2 separate regions of the Mus musculus genome follow, and region 2 is linked to region 1. Evidence: chromatin loops called from intact Hi-C (ENCODE). Cell type or tissue: left cerebral cortex. All regions are shown on one strand. Links, peaks and the distances in the headings refer to the core of each region. The heading gives the core; the rest is flanking DNA.

The links. Hi-C counts contacts between places; a loop is a spot of excess contacts. Peaks named below come from ENCODE experiments on the same cell type or tissue, not always from the same donor. Only the 100,000 strongest peaks of a DNase experiment are listed, where the experiment ranks them.
Region 2: it touches region 1 in a loop (6-fold over the local background); 1 of 42 quality-filtered maps calls a loop at or near these places.

Annotation. Positions count from the first base shown.
Region 1 is chrX:136,741,198-136,744,113 of GRCm38, forward strand. BC065397 (cDNA sequence BC065397) reads left to right here and starts at 1,760. Exons shown (of 10, transcript NR_033324.1): 1 at 1,760-2,916. Morf4l2 (mortality factor 4 like 2) reads right to left here and starts at 155. Exons shown (of 4, transcript NM_001168226.1): 1 at 13-155. In left cerebral cortex, for the core only: a CTCF peak has its summit at 1,721 (motif pointing right); DNase peaks (open chromatin) are centred at 282, 912, 1,213 and 1,702; H3K4me3 peaks cover 1,252 bases; H3K27ac peaks cover 1,326 bases.
Region 2 is chrX:136,958,391-136,961,306 of GRCm38, forward strand. The region is part of intron 2 of Tmsb15l (thymosin beta 15b like); the gene reads right to left. Among named protein-coding and RNA genes, the nearest start is that of Tmsb15b2, 1.9 kb to the left of the region's middle. In left cerebral cortex, for the core only: a CTCF peak has its summit at 1,505; a DNase peak (open chromatin) is centred at 1,500.

The DNA.
Region 1 (2,916 bases), core at 167-2,666:
CCACCCCGAAACCTGAAACGAGAATCCAGCTCTCTCCAGCAGCCGACGTGTGATCACTGCTGCTCCTCCAACCGCCATAGTAAAGCCAGGTTTCTCTGGCAACTGATATCCATAGGCAGACACGTCACCCTGGAGGCGGGCTTAGCCCATCAGCCAATCCTAGCCGTCTTGTCTGAGTTTTAGAATGTTCCATACCCAGATGATTGGACAGCCGCCCCCACGTCAGCAGTGACACTCAGCCGCAGTAAAGGCGGGTGCTAGCAACCTGCTTCTTCATGCTTAGGGCCGACTGCAAACCAATTAGCATCCTTCTTCAGTGAGGGCTCCCGCCAATGGCGATGGTTCTTTTAGGATCTTAGCCCGCCCTCCAAGTGCGCTCCAGCCGTTGGGTCAGAAGTCTATAGGGCAGCGCGTTCACGTGGCCCGTCTTCACGACCCAGAGTTCCCCTGACCGTGGGTTTTTTTTTTCCCCCCCTCGCGCTCGCCTTCTCTCCTGCAGGGAGGCATTATGGGTTTGTGGGTCCGCTCCCCTCCCCCGCCCCCGCCCCGCTGGGAAAGGAAGTGCCGACGTGGCTGGCGGAAACAGGCTAGGCGGAAATGAGCTAAGGTTCCCGCGAGTGGGAAGAGCGAGGGCAGACCCGGGGCCACGCCCCCGAGCCTGTTGCGCAACTCGCGGACCTGGGGAGAGAGGAAAAAAAAACACCAACGCCCCCCCAAAAAAACCAAAGGCAAAGGAATGGTGAAGGTTTTGAGGTGTGAGGCGTGTGAGGGTGGTGAGTGCCACTGGGCGGATGCCTGGATGCTTTGGAGAAACGGGGTGTCTGCGCGCACGCGGGCGCAGGCAGGCTCGCGTGGCTGTGGAGTGTGGGTGTGGGCGCACAGCCGCCCTCGTGGCGCTGGCGATGATGGGTGTGCGCAGGCGTGCTGCCCTGGTGGGGACGGGAGGGGCCGTGTGTGAGTGTGTGTGTGTGTGTGTGTGTGTGTGTGTGTGCGCGCGCGCGCGTGAGCGTAGGCGAGGTCCCTCATTTTGGTGGATTTTTCTGCCTTTTTTATGTTTGCAAACTGCATTAATAAAACTGAGAATAACTAGGACAGTGCTAGTATCTAAAGGAAAGGGCTTCTGTAAGAAAAGGCCTGCCGATTTAATCAAATTCCTTTCTTTTCTTTGCCTTTTTTCGTTTTTTTGTTTGTTTTTGAGGCCTGTTGTAACTAGGTAGCCCTGGCTGGCCTGGAACTCGGAGATCCACCTGTCCCTTCACGGCCTTCGAGCGCTGGGATTAAAAGCATGCGCCACTCCACCCAGTCCGATTTAATTTTAGACCCTAGAGATGATCATTATTCCCACATTATAGTCCACCAAAATAAACTTCTTCCATGGTTAAGATTCAGAACTATATTAGTAACGTAAAAGGGCGTTTCTTTCAAGTTTCCAGTTGTACACCCCCTCCTCTCTGTCCCCAAGGCCTCCCCTTTGCCCTTCACCAAATTTACTGCGAATCTCCCTTATGCCCCCTCACCAGGTTTATCGCTAAATTGGCACACAAAATTTTAATGAAAACATAGGCAACTAAATTCCCCAGTGATAGAGACAACTCCAGTTTCCTGTGGGTGGTGAGCCTCACCTACCTTTTTTCCTAATCTCCAAGCGGAGTGATCAAATACACATTCGGCCAATTTTCCAGAAAGTTCACTGGCTGAGCAGTAAACCTCTTGAATCTGCCGCTAGATGTCACCAAATCCCAGCCAAAGGAGTTACTGCTTGGTTCCCAGGGATTGTGAGATTGATTTTTTTGCTCCACCCACTTCTTATTTTATGGGCTCCCTAATCTCTGGCTGACTCATATATATATCTTAAATTCCTAAAGATGAATAAGATCAAGTTCTGTGAAGTAACAGTACTAGGCAAGGAATTATATATCCGAAAATTCTGGTTAATTTCCTTAAGCAAAAAAAAAAAAAAAAAAAAAAGTCACCTGTTCTGGCACATCTTTTGTTTTTTCTCAGGATTGATAAATGGGCCTAAATTCTGATGCTAAAACCCTTCGTGAGCTGTGGCGCAGCCGCAGTATCAGCGCTTGGGAGGAAGAAGGGCCGCAAATTAAAGGCCAGCTTAGATTACATATTGAGGCCCCGTCACTACATAAATAAACCAATGAAAGAATATTCTTTTTGCTCACTTTTTTCCCCTCTTGAAATTTTTATCAGGTACGTGTGTTGGCCCCTCAGGTTTATGTAGTGGTTCTGTGCTGTCCGGAGTGAGAAGGTAGGTACTTAATATACCAAAAGTTATATTTTATCACGGTGAGAGTCATCACACAGTTAAAACTCTTAGTTCCTAACTACAGTTTTAAGCCTGTTCCCCCCTGAGGGAGCTCACCTGTGTGACGGACCTTACCTGAAGATCAGGCCTAGTCTCCGATGCAGGCGCCTAGGGAGACTCTCCAGCCACAAGGGCGGCTCAAGGTGTCTCTCCAGGTGTGCAGCGAAAGACCGATGCTTTCTATCTCCCTCCTTATATACTCACAGTCCAGCGGGCGTCATGGGATTCTTGTCCCGTGTCTGGTTATCTTAGCGACTGATGTCATTGGGGGCTGGTTATCAGGTACAGCCTTGGGGGTAGTGGAGTTCCTGACTAAGCTGTTTTTCGAAGACAAAGGGCATTTTCTCCCCTACTATTCTCGTTACAATTCCGAAAAAAAAAAAAACGTGGTTGTGTCTTTTAAAGTCGATAGTAAGTAGGAAAGCATTTCACTTAGGTTTCACAGCGCATAATGATGTCGCCTTGAGGGTTTTTTTTTTTCTCGATGTACCTGTGTGACCTGTGCATTTCGCGGCTAAAGTTCACCTTCATTTAGGTCTTTTCCCTCTGTTGCGGTTCACCCTATTTTCTATGGAAGGATCTCACTGAACTCAGAG
Region 2 (2,916 bases), core at 172-2,671, 220 kb after region 1:
TTGTTGCTTTTGTTGTTGTTGTTGTTGTTGTTGCTGCTGCTGCTGTTTTGAACAGATGCTCAGTAACCTCTGTCTAATCTCTGCTCCGCTCGTAATGCAGACGTGAGAGTCAGTGGTTCAGGGCCATGCATTCCTGAACATTGCCTATGTAATCATGTGACAGTTTAGACTTTTTGTGCCATTGACCAGGAGAAGAACTACTTTAGAATTAGCACAAGGCAATCTACAGACACTAGTTTTCACTTAGAACTTTGGTTGATGCACAAGAAACAGAAGATGGAAACTGCAGTTACCTCCTCGCAAGGCTTAGGGGTTTTCCCAGAAGAGGGGCAGAACGATTTTTAAGAGCTAGAGGCACTGGACTACTACAGTGTTTTTTGAACAGATGTGATTACAGGTACATAACCTGATCAAAATTAAAATAAGACCATATCTCAGCGTGGGCAGCTGAGAAGTACTGACAGTTGACGGTTGTTTGGAAAGGGAGAGGCAGTTTTCTTCAAAGGTGAGGTCCCTGAGAGGTTACACATGTTCCAGCAGATAGCCCAACTCCCGGGCATATACTGGCTCCATCTTTTCCCCCTGCACATCTTGTAGGCAGGACAAATTATAGGTATAAAGTTATGTGGCTGGGTTGGTGTCCCAGTCTCGCCATTGGAAGTCTCACCTGGTTCCAGGAGATGGCAGCTCAGGCTCTATATCCCCCATTGCAAGGAGTTTTAGCTAAGGTCATCCTCATAGATTCCCAGGAGTTTCCATCGCCCTAGGTCTCTAGCTCATCCCAGAGAAGCCCATCGTCCGATCTCAGTACACTCTCCCTCCATCCTTTCCCCACCTGAGCCAGGAATTATTTTGAAGATGCAACATTAAGCAATGGCAACATAGCCCAGACATAGAGAACAGTGAGACAGTTGACTCAGGATATACAAATGCTCCATATTTGATAGTATTTTGTTATAAATGAATATGGAGAAAAAGGCTAGTCGACAAATGATATAAGAATACCCGAATATTTATCTAGAAAATTTGAAAGTGAACATCTCGCCTCATAGTGTTTACATGCTAGGGTTGAACCTGGGGCCTTGCACATGCTAAGAAAGCACTCTCACCTCCAGCCCCCATCCTCACATTTCACGTGAAGTCAATTCCAAATATATTTTGAGAAGTTAATGTGAAAGGAAAAACTAAGGCTATCTATTCAAAGAAGAATTGCTCCTCAGGAAACACACAGACACTGTAAAGAGAACACACAAAGGATTGAAGTGAGAACAAATAACTCCCATAATTAATTTTAAAAACTGACAAAACTCAACTAGAAACCTGACAAATGTCTTGAATAAATGACTAACAAAAGAAGAGATCCTAATGTCCAACTGACATATGTAAATATGCTCAGCATTATTAACAAGCAGGAAAATCAAATCATGAGACTTCATTTTACTGGCACTGGGTTGGAAAACTAATGTCAGGTAGTGCCGTCTGCTGGCCTGCAGGTGGAGCAACAGGAACTGTTGAACACAGATTGGAAGGGAAGAACTCTGTGTGTGCTGCATAAAATGTTAGGCAGCATTCAGTTACACTGAAAGTGTGTACACCCAACAAACCTGTAATTGCATTCTTAGAAAAATATCCTACAGAATCCTGTATGTAGACACGTAGTTCTTTATGGCTGAATCATATTGTGTATACTTGTACCTATTTTTATATGATGGTATTCAACTCTAGATTTATTATGTCTTTAAACCAATATAGTTGTTCATTAGCTCTTGATTTCATTGATCTCAAGTCCTGAAAGGAACATTTCAAATATGCCAAAAATGACTAATGATCACAAAATGAAATATTAATAATGACTTTTAAATTAACAAAACAATTATTGTAGTGTTAATTTTACTCAGAATATTTAAGAGGAAAAAATGGTAGGTCTATGTAATTTTCCAATATTCTTTAGGTTTTATGTGAACTGATTTACATTGTGCCATGCTTTGGTTGTAAATCATCATAATTCCATAACTTAACATTTCAACATAAACATTTAAAAGTTGTGTGTAAAGCAATTAGCTTAAATTTAAACAGCTACCACAAATTAGTCTTAAAACATGCTCTGACCCTTTCAGGCCTGAACCAAAGGGAAGCCATTGTTCTCCTAACAAAGTGAGTTCCAGGACAGCCAGGGCTATACAGAGAAACCCTGTCTCCAAAAACCACCCCACACCAAAAATAAAAAAAAATCATAGATATGGGCTGGAGAGATGTGGCTCAGTGATTAAGAGCACTGACTGCTCTTCCAGAGGTCCCGAGTTCAAATCCCAGCAACCACATGGTGGCTCAGAACCATCTGTAATGAGATCTGATGCCCTCTTCTGGTGTGTCTGAAGACAGCTACAGTGAACTTAGATATAATAAATATGTAGGCCGGACTGAGTGGGGCCAGAGTGAGCAGGGCCGACCAAAGCAAGCAGGGCAGGAATGAGCAGAGGTCCTGAGTTCAATTCCCAGCAACCACATGAATGGCTCACTAGCATCTGTACAGCTACAGTGTACTCATATACATAAAATAAGTAAAATAAATCTTAAAAAAAACATAGAAACAAGGAAATCTGTTATCTTCAATTCTTAAATACAAAACTTAGCATTTTGAAAATGTCCCTGTATGCATGTATTAATATACCCACCCACAGAGGCTAAAAGAAAGACACTTGATCCCCTGGAGTTACAGGCAGTTGAGTCACGTTGATGTGAGGCTATGAACTGAACCTTAGTCTTCTGCTTAGCTGGTGCTGTGGATCTTATTTCCTACTGAACAAGTAAGTTGTTTCTCCCTTTCCCAAACTATGTTCTGCCTTGCTATGGCTTGATGCTAGGCCTTGTGTGTGTGCCAACCAAGTCTACAATCAGATTCACAGCCTCCAACCC